2 separate regions of the Homo sapiens genome follow, and region 2 is linked to region 1. The links are chromatin loops, found by intact Hi-C in ENCODE. Cell type or tissue: heart left ventricle. All regions are shown on one strand. Links, peaks and the distances in the headings refer to the core of each region. The heading gives the core; the rest is flanking DNA.

Region 1 (5,385 bases), core at 218-5,217:
ATGTCATACAAAAATGAATCCAATTTGCTTTAAAAACATTGAGTAAATGTCTGACAATCTCTATAATGACTTGCAACTAGAGAATTCCTAACTGCGTCTACTCGCTGCTTCACAAAACACATTTCTCTGGCTGGGCACGGTGGCTCATGCCTGTAATCTCAGCACTTTGGGAGGCCGAGGCAGGTGGATCACCTGAGGTTGGGAGTTCAAGACCAGCCTGACCAACACGGAGAAACCCCATTTCTACCAAAACTACAAAAAATTAGCCGGGTGTGGTGGCGCATGCCTGTAATCCCAGCTACTCGGGAGGCTGAGGCAAGAGAATCGCTTGAACCTGGGAGGCAGAGGTTGCAGTGAGACAAGATCACGCCATTGTACTCCAGTCTGGGAAACAAGAGTGGAACTCCATTTAAAAAAAAACACCCTTCTCCAAAATAAGTCTACTCAGAGCTTGACAGGAAAAAGAATACTTATGGCTAGCTTGGACTGTAAGACATATATTCATGTGTGTAAAAGGTTAATTTAGAACTCCAGTACTCATGTTAACCTGTTTTATTCAAATAAAGTTTTTTAATAAAACTGACAGATTAACAGAGTAAAAAAAAAATTTAAACTGTGGAAATAATAATTGTTTCCCATGCCAAAACATAGCAGAAATACTTCTATCTGAGGACATCTAGATGGCCTAACAACCTTTGAGGAAAAGACAGTGAAAATCACTGCATTTCAGGAACTTGTTTTTGAGAGACCTCAGTGAGTACAAAAGACAATGTCTAGTTTTGTAATACATCCAGCTTCACCAAGAGAACACGGAACAGTAGGAATAGGGTTAGATCACTGAGGGATGTAAATTCCGAAGGAAGAATTTAGGACCTCACCCCTTAAAACCATGTTATCCATCTTCCCACTTGGACCGAAAGCTTTTTCTGAGGACAAGAACAATGTCACACCCCAGTGTCTAAGGCCCTCATAGTAAAAATTCAATTTGTTGGATCAAAGAAAAAATAAATTGCTCAAGTAGGTTGGGAGATGTAATAAGACCTCAAATAATGTGGCAAAACATTCATGTATTTTAAATTTTTTTTAATGATGGAAAGTTTAAAGTTGGAGTTTATAGAAAATAAGGGGAGATGATGGATTATGAGAGGAAGCTTCTAGAAGAGGTAATATCTTGAGTTGACCCTTTGAAGAAGAAAGGGATTCAGAGAGATGGGAAGATGGCTTAGCCATTACATGGTCTGATTTCTGAAAATAAATAAATAAATAAATAAATAAATAAATAAATAAAGTTTCTGGACATCAATTGCCTTGTGTGAAATGATTAGTATCAAAAACCTTTAAAGTATTTTCAACTCTAAAAATTTCGTTAAAATAGCTGTTTATAAAGAGGCGCTTGAGTTCAGCTATGCAGCCCACAGCCTGTATTTAAGCAGGCAATTATAAAATATATGCATTTAAGGTTTTCATTTAAAATTATTAGCCTTTTTATAACGTCACCTGTTTGAGTGTTAACTCTTTGCCATTCATTCTTCAAAAATCACTCCAATTTATTTCCACTTCATGTTCCTACGTCAAGCAAACCGTGTTTTTTATGAAATTTTTTTTCCTCTTCTATGCCACATATAGAAAAGGTGCGCAGAAAGTCCTAAGAGGTACACCAAACAAAGTCTATCCAAACTCTTCTTCCTCTCAATCTTTACCTTCTTATGTAAAAGATCTGCCTAAAACATTACATACCCCGAGTAGCTGTCCTTGATTATGTCTAGCTTAGCGGTCCTCCTACGTGCTCATGTTCTGCCGTGTACTCTACCCAAGAATAGCCCCAATATATTCTACTTTCCTGTCCCCCATTTAGAAAGCCAGCTCTCGAGAATCGAGGTCTGGTGATATTCAGGCCACTTACCTACTTTATTGTTTGGAGACAGGGACTCACTGTCGCCCAGGCTGGGGTGCGGTGGTGCTATCATGGCTCACTGCAGCCTGCATGCTACTTTACTTCTAGTTCCTAACACAGTAATTGGCACATGGTAAGCTTGCTGAATGAATGAGTAAATTAGTGGTTTGGAAAACAGAGGCCTGGATAAATGTGTGCGTAGGGGAATGCAGTTCATTTCAGGCAAATTCTCATGCCAGAGCAAGTCAAACAATGGAGTATGGAAGAGGCCTCAGAGATCATCTAGTCCAATTCCCTCATTTTCCAGAAGCCAAGGAATGTTGGCATAGTGCCCATGAAATAAAAAGAAAAAAATCAGAAAACATAAAAGAATATTAGGAAAAGCAAACATTCTCTCCTATTAAATGAAGCTTCCAGCCCACACAATCTGCAAGTGGAATTTAAATAATTAAAATTTTCACAACACTAATTGCATTTGGCCCTTATTAGTGACTTCAAATGTGTCCACCTATTACCTAATGGTGTCAAGTCTACATCTTCCAGGCTCAATTACTTAGTATGTAGATGAGGCAAGATTCTCCCTTCTCTCCCTTCTGTGTTTCTCCAGCCTTTCAATGCTCATTAGCACCTCCAACAGAAGGTAGAGGAAATGAAACTCCAATTTATCAATGTCAACTGTTGAACCAGCAAATTGCATCAGTCCCGCCCCCACATGGAAGTGTTTGGACAATTCTGAATAAACAAGATGTTGGCAGCTGTGTTCCAATGGTTCAGTAATTGCATTGTTTCCTACTGTGCTTTATGGGTTGTGAAATGAATTTATTAAATAACCTACACAAGGGGAATGTGGTGTGGTCTAGCAGCAACAGCTCCAGGCTGGTGCTGGGAAACTGTCTACAGTTTCCCATTTTCACCACTAGTCTTGACTCCAGTTTTTCTGGTCCTCAGGCTCCTACACTATTCACGAGGATAGTAATTCTGCCCTAGGCAGTAGAGGAATCTCTAGGACTTAAAACACTATGTGCTTTTTTCTCCCCATACAGAGGTTTAACATTTATCATATTCTCCATATACTAGAACCTTGCATACTTACTTTCAGACCAAACTATGCCCTTTGAGTACAACATCCATAACACAAAATGGTACACAGGGCTTGTAGGAAGGTAAGTTTAACTGGCCACTTAATACTGGATGACTATAGTCAGGAAAGGAAAATTGAGTCAAGGCACGTGTAGCAAATGGTGGAGGGATTTAAACACAGAGAACGGGAATCAATTCTATTGTCTTCAGTATGTTTGCCAGTTGGTATTTTGCCAGTTGTCTTGGGCTATTAAAACTAGTTGGTGTTTTGTAAATTTAGCCTGGCTGTGTGACAGAATGAGAAATTATTTTCAAGTGAAGATGGAAAACCTACTTGTATATCATTGTGATTATAAAAGGGAAAAATAAATTAAGTTTTAATAAAAGTCAACCCTAAACCTAGTTGACCCCATGTCAGTTAGTGTTAAACTGGCCTCTTAATCTCAGAAGGCAGACAAGTTTGAGATTACAGAGAATGCCCTCAGAGAGAATCTCCCTGCATCTCTGGTATTAGCTGGACCCTAAATAGCACAAGGTCTCCGGGTGGTTGGAGCACTTTTTTCTAGACACAGAGGAGGCTGAGTGCAGATGAGATTGGGGAGGACAGCTTCCTTTCAGCTGAAGTTTGGCACTCACTCAGCATCCCAATTTTGGCTTCAATTGTTTTCCCTTTCCTTCTTTTTTTTTTTTTTGAGATGGAGTCTTGCTCTGTCGCCCAGACTGGAGTGCAGTGGTGGAATCTCAGCTCACTGCAAGCTCCACCTCCCAGGTTCACACCATTCTCCTGCCTCAGCCTCCCAAGTAGCTGAGACTACAGTAGGTGCCCACCACCACGTCCGGCTAATTTTTTGTATTTTTTTAGTAGAGACGGGGTTTCACCATGTTAGCCAGGATGGTCTCGATCTCCTGACCTCGTGATCCACCCGCCTCGGCCTCCCAAAGTGCTGGGATTACAGGCGTGAGCCACTGCGCCCGGCACCCTGTCTTTCTTAAAGGGCAAAAAGTATAAAAGAAAGCTTCCTCTCAAATTAAGAAGCAAAATTTCACACTTTCCAAGCTCCCCAACCTATTAACTTATAAATAGAACTTGATTCAGATCCACAGTCGTTTATTGAAATTGACTCATGACCACTGGTCTGCCCAGCTGGTATAATCACTGGCAGATTGTGTTCCCTGGGCTGGCTCACCTCCACGACGGGAACAATGATTGTGAGGGTTTAAGATGATGTGTGTGGAACACATAGCCCAGTGCTGACACTTAGAGAAGTCTATTGAAGCTGGAGAGGTACTCTACGTCCCAGCTTCTTATTTAAACCTCACAGAAGCCCTGTGATGTAGGAATTATGGTCACTATTTCCCAGACAGAGAAGTTAAGTGGCTACTCAGGGGCATGAAGGTGGAAAGTAGAGTCAGAAACTAAAACCAGGTCTCGCTCATTCCAAATCTTACATGCTTTCTGCAACAAGATGTTGGTGTTTATCTCTAGAACATTCTGTTCTGTCTACACTTAGTGTCCTTTAAGGCACTCTTCTGAATAAACTGAAAGTTTTGCTTCCCGCTCCCCACCATAAAAGTTGAATGACATATGTGCATAGAAGTTCACTGGTAGCTTTTTGTTTGATATGGTTTGGCTGTGTCCCCACCCAAATCTCATCTTGAATTTTAGCTCCCATCATTACCACCTGTTGTGAGAGGGATCAGGTGGGAGATCATTGAATCATGGGATTGGTTTCCCCCATAATGTTCTCGTGGTAGTGAATAAGTCTCATGAGATCTGATGGCTTTATCTGGGGAAACCCCTTTCGCTTGGCTCTCATTCTCTTGTCTGCCGCCATATAAGACATATCTTTTGCCTTCCGCCATGTTTGTGAGGCCTCCCCAGCCATGTGGAACTGTGAGTCCATTAAACCTCTTTTTTCTTTATAAATTACCCAGTTTTGGGTATGTCTTTATCAGCAGTGTGAAAATGGACTAATACGACGTTCTTTGGATTCTGGCTGAATGCAAATTTGTTTTATTTTCTAATTAGGAGCCCTCCAGCCAAATTATAGGTCAACAGCCCAAAGGGCAGCACAGTGAAGTGTGGGTTTTAAAAAGCCACATACAGTGACGCATGGAGAAATGAAGATCAGCACTTGAGTCCTACCTGGAGTGTGCTCTAGAATGGGACAGGAGGCCAAGGATCCAGCACACCTGTGCAGCAGGAGTGGGGCCCAAGATGCCTGTGTCCCTGACTCACAAGACCTAGCAAGTCATTTCCTCATCTGGGGCCTGTTTTCTCATTTGGAAAATGGTAGATTTGGACAGGTTGATATATTTTTTTAAGTCATACTTATTAAGGTATACTTTATATACAATAAAACTCACCCCCCCCATATATATATATATATATATATATATATATATATATA
Region 2 (5,385 bases), core at 332-5,331, 190 kb after region 1:
ATACACACCTACTATGTACCTACAAAAATAAAAAGTGAAAAATTATGTGAAAAATTATGTGAAAAATTATAAGTGTGGCTTTCTCTCTTTCCTCTTGTGGTTATATCAGGCTTTCATCTCTACTCTTAAGTGCATAAGCATTTAGGATTGTTATCTCTGCTTGATGAATTGGTCCATTTATCACTGTTAAATGATCCTCTTTATCTTTGGTAATATTCTATTCTTTGCTCTAAAATTTTCCTGGACTGCTATTAATCAAGATACTTTAGCTTTTATTTTTTAAATTTAATGTTAGCATAATATATCTTTTTCACACTTTGACTTTTAACCAGTTTATATTTTTGTATTTAAACTGATTTCTTTTAAGCAGCAAATGGTTGAGACTTGCTTTTTAATACAATCCGAACATGTCTGTCTTTTAATTGGAGTATTTAGATTATTTACATTAAATGTGATTATTTGTATGATTGGGTTTAAACATACTATTTTGCTATTTCATTTCTATTTGTCCCCTCTGTCCTTCATTCCATCCCCATTTTTTTCCTGCCTTTTTTGGATCACATGATTTTTTAAAATAATTTATTTTATTATTCTTTTTGTTGGCAAATTAGCTGTTACTCTTTTTTGTTTTATTTTAATGGCTGCTTTAGGGTTGTTGTATTCACCTTAACTTTATTCCAGTTTTTCTTCACATGATATCCTGTGTCACATCAAGTATTTAAACCTTGCAAGAGTATGCCTACATTTCTCCCCTCTTGGCCTTTGCGCTGTTATTGCACATTTGACTTCTACCTATGTTATAAATCCCACAGTACCTTGTTAGTATTTTTGTTTTAAAAAGTCAATTATCTTTACAGAGACTTAAACAATGATAAAAATGTTTTTGTATTTTCTCCTTTTGTTGCCATTTTCCCCATTCAGGACCCTTCCTGCCCACTACCTCCTTCAAAGCAGTCTTAGGAGTACTATTTATTCATTGATTTATTTGCTGTTTTTTGAGACGGAGTCTTGCTCTGTCACCCAGGCTGGAGTGCAGTGGCATGATCTCGGCTCACTGAATCTTCACCTCCGCGGTTCAAGCAATTCTCATGCCTTAGCCTCCAGAGTAGCTGGGATTACAGGGGTGTGCCACCACACCCAGCTGATTTTTTGTATTTTTAGTAGAGATGGGGTTTTACCATGTTGGCCAGGCTGGTCTCGAACTCCTGACCTCAGGTGATCCACCCACCTCAGCCTCCCAAAGTGCTAGGATTACAGGCATGAGCCACCACACCCAGCAGGAGTACAATTGAAAAACAAGGGTTACAAATTTCTCTTCTTGCTGTAGCCAGAGTTGGTTTATCTTGCTTTGCTGTCAGTGAAACCGGGGATCAGCTAGCTATTAAAAGCACGTTGAGGTTTGTTTATTACTCAGTATTGTGGGAGCAATAAAAGGACATCATCCTTCCTGAAAATCACCAAGCTCCTCACAATTTTCTGAACATTTTGCATCTCCTCTATTTGCTGAAATAGATGATGTTTCTAAAATACAATGCACCTGGAATAACTTTCATATATCCTTCAGCATTTGGGTGTTGGAACTTCCAAGAGGAGGCAATGAGACAATTTGGACACTTGTCGCCCCCTCAGTTCTTGGCATTGCCATTATACCCTGGGAGTGCCAAGGTCTTGGCAACTTCCAGACTTAGTTGTTTGAGCTGCAGGTGCTATGTACAGACAGCCCAACAGATGACCATTATGAACTTGGCACCTACAGACCAGCTTTTGGAGAGGAGAGAAGGTGTAGTCATCCCTACTGTCACCATAGGCCTTGATGCAGAATGCAAAGCTGGCACAGAAAGCTGATCTAAGCGGGCCAGGTGCCTGGTAACATCCTTTTCACATTAGCCAGCTGTTTTTTCTTGGCTGGCGTCACCAGGAAAGCTTGTCCTGATCCCATCAGACACATGGTGGTGTGCAGACATGGTGAAGCTCTGGCATAAGTAACTCACCAAGTTGGCAGAGGAACACAGGAATAGGTCAGGGTGCCCTTTGCCACTGCTGCCTGCACAATGAAAGCTGGATGTCTCCCAGAGGGGGCTGCCAGGCTTCTGGTCGACAATTCTAATCCCATAGTTCCCAAAAAAGAGCACATATAACCATATAGACACTAATAAGGAGTATAGTTTAGGCTAGAGCTTAGGAAGAAGCTACACTAAACCCAACTAACATTTACTGATTGGCACAAAGACATTGTGCCAGGGACTAAGTGTAGTTCAAAGAAGTGTGATCCATGTCCTGGTCTTTCATGTATTCAAATCTGGCTGGAAAGATGGGACATAATGGTCAAGAGGTAACTGATAATAATAAAAGGGATGACTTAATGAGGCAACACATGCATTGGCAAATGAGGATGGTAGATGGTGGGTTTTAGAAGGCAGAAATGTGCTGGTTTTTAAAAGGAATCAGACCTCATCGGTTAGTACAGAAATAGTGAACCAATTTGAAGGAGATAATATCATGTACTTAAGACCAGAAACCAAGTGTTTGAGGCAGAGGGAGGCCAAGGAGGAAGCTTAGCCTCCCTCTGCCTCAAACTGAGTCCAATAACTGAGATGTTATTGGACTACTACTGCAGAGATGAAAAACATGGGTTGTGAAGCTCTATAATTTACTGGCTGTTATCATCTTGAGCAAGTTATTTCACTCTCTAAATCTCAGTTTCTTCATCTGCAAAATGGGAAAAATAATATTACTAGGTTCTTTCAAAAAGTTGTTATAAGGATTAAATAAACAAATACATAGTAATTAAGCACAAAACAGTGTCTGACACAGAATAAATATTTGATAAATATTAGCTAATACTGGTGGTTTTATCAGTGGTAGTAAAGTATTGGGACATACCTTAAAATAAAGTATGTGACCTGCAAGATCTTAATAGTATCCTCTTTTCACATGAGGTACCTGAGGCTGAAAGATTATACAACTAGTTAGAGGCAGGGCCTGTGAGCAGACTCAGGTGTTCTGACTTCCCATCTCGTGCTCTTCCCACCACACGCCATCATAGTCTATACTTGATTTTAGTATATGTGCTGCCGAAGCGAGCACATAGCCTATACTTGAAAAGCCAGGAATGGGTAAGTGAGACCAATTAGGGGCAGAATGGGGGCAGATTTGACTTTGTTTTCACCTTAATTTGTTATTATCCTTTTGATGCTGGGTAAACTGTGATCTTTTGTTCAGGGTTCTTTATGCAGTTGCCTGCCAGCTCTGATAACCAGCTGGAAGGCAGCAGCAGAATCTGGTATTTGACAGGGAAACTGCCTAGTGCATCTCACAAGGGCCTGGCAGTCAGCCCGCACGTGGCCTGGGCAGGCGCTCCCTGGCCAGGTTTCAGGTCGGCATAAAGTGATTCATTTTTGTTGTCCATTTGAAGGAAGCAGGAGAATCACAGGGCTTTAATGAGCATATCTAATTGGAGCTTTTTCTCAGGAGAAGAGAATGTGTTCTCTCGATGTCTGTCATATGAAGAGGAAAGACAAGAATCTAATGACCTGAGCACAGCAGGGCTCTATTTGAAACACTGAAGACTTAGCTGTGGGGAAGCTCCAGGATGTCAGGAAGAAACACTTCCAGTAGAGAGGCTGCCCGAGAAAGAGGAACTCTGTATCTACAGGAAACTGGGGAGGGAAGCGTGGTTAGGTATTTTTCACTGGAGTGAGGATGTATTGGCTTGGGTTTGAGGTTTTCCAAATAACCAAAAGCAATGCAAAGTCCTCTTTCTTATTAGTTGTATACTGTAGCTTTCTTAGCTTAGTTCAGTAGGCCTAGATAAAAAGAAACAGTAGATCTAATACAATTCAGATCCACAAATGTGCATTAGGTGTTTATTACACAGAAGGCAAGAAAAATGTTTGAAAATACTGTATAAAGATGAAGTTGACGTGGTCCTTGCCTTCTGGAAACTCCCGATCTACTTGTGGAGATATGTAGTGAAATGTTATACATACCTTTTGGGGCTGCTGCTCTCTTCACAATGATTCCTTTTTCTTTAGGGACAGCCTCTGATGCTCAGATAAGGGAGGTCTCTAGTGGAGCTGTACTATGTGGGTAACCTTCCAACTCTCACTATAGCAAATTGGACACTGGACATTAGCTGAGCTGATCTATTCTCTCTCTCTCGTTTAAAACTAAAAACAAAAGAGACAGAGAGACTGGGTGTCATTGAAAATGGCAGTACAGAGAAGATTCATGAATCCCAAACAGTTCTTTTCTTTAGAAAGTCCTTCACTATTTCACTTCCTTTACCACTAGAAGACATGTTGCAGTCTTTCCCAATAATTGTTCTTTGCATAAATTAGTTTGAGTTGGCTTCCTGTCACCCACATCCAAATAAGCCTGATTCATAGAAATGATATGATTTTAAAAAGTGATCAGTTGAAAATCTGTGGAAATAGCCAGAGAGAGGGAGGTGAAGGCGAAAGAATAGCTGATATCTCTAAATGCCTCTAACAAATATAACGGGAGGCTATACATCTAATTACCCTCACAGAACAGAGCTCAGAATGCCAGAGATGTCACATACTGATGAATCGCTTGGTATTTACTAACAGTGTGGTAGAGCAAAGGGAATTCTAACTTGGGAGTCAGAAGTAATTTTCTCGGGCTAGTTTTTTTGTTGTTGTTGGTTTTTTTTTTTTTTTTTTTTTTTTGAGACAGAGTCTCACTCTGTCACCAGGCTGGAGTGTAGTGACATGATCTCAGCTTACTGCAACCTCTGCCTCCTGGGTTCAAGCGATTCTCCTGCCTCAGCCTCCCAAGTAGCTGACACTACAGGCATGCACCACCATGCCCAGCTAATTTTTTTTTTTGAGACGGAGTCTCGCTCTGTCGCCCAGGCTGCAGTGCAGTGGCGCAATCTCTGCTCACAGCAAGCTCCACCTCCCGGGTTCGCGCCATTCTCCTGCCTCAGCCTCCCGAGTAGCTGGGACTACAGGTGCCCGCCACCATGCCCGGCTAATTTAATTTTTGCATTTTTAATAGAGACGGGGTTTCACCATGTTGGCCAGGATGGTTTCGATCTCTTGACCTCTTGATCTGCCCGCCTCGGCCTCCCAAAGTGCTGGGATTACAGGTATGAGCAATCACGCCCGGACTTCTGGTGCTAGTTCTACTATTAAAAACCTGGGTGACTTTGGACATGTTGTTCCTTCTTACTAGGTCTTAGTTTCAATATATGTAAAATATACAGGATGAACTTAACAATCTTCGAGGCCTCTTCCAAGTCTATGATTATTGGCTGATATAAATAATAGATTGTGATATCCATCTACATAAGCAATAGCAAAAGTAGATCCAATAATTCAAATGATGTAGAAAAGATAAAGGAAGGTATGATGCTTAAAA

The links. Hi-C counts contacts between places; a loop is a spot of excess contacts. Peaks named below come from ENCODE experiments on the same cell type or tissue, not always from the same donor. Only the 100,000 strongest peaks of a DNase experiment are listed, where the experiment ranks them.
Region 2: a loop joins it to region 1, with 4 times the contacts of the local background. A loop is called at or near these places in 2 of 110 quality-filtered maps.

The regions. Positions count from the first base shown.
Region 1 is chr3:192,823,244-192,828,628 of GRCh38, forward strand. All of the region lies in intron 1 of MB21D2 (Mab-21 domain containing 2), which reads right to left. Among named protein-coding and RNA genes, the nearest start is that of MB21D2, 92 kb to the right of the region's middle. RefSeq lists a silencer at 1,789-1,965. In heart left ventricle, for the core only: a CTCF peak has its summit at 2,830; a DNase peak (open chromatin) is centred at 4,156.
Region 2 is chr3:193,013,212-193,018,596 of GRCh38, forward strand. No RefSeq gene overlaps it. Among named protein-coding and RNA genes, the nearest start is that of MB21D2, 98 kb to the left of the region's middle. In heart left ventricle, for the core only: no CTCF peak of the experiment used is centred there; a DNase peak (open chromatin) is centred at 3,330.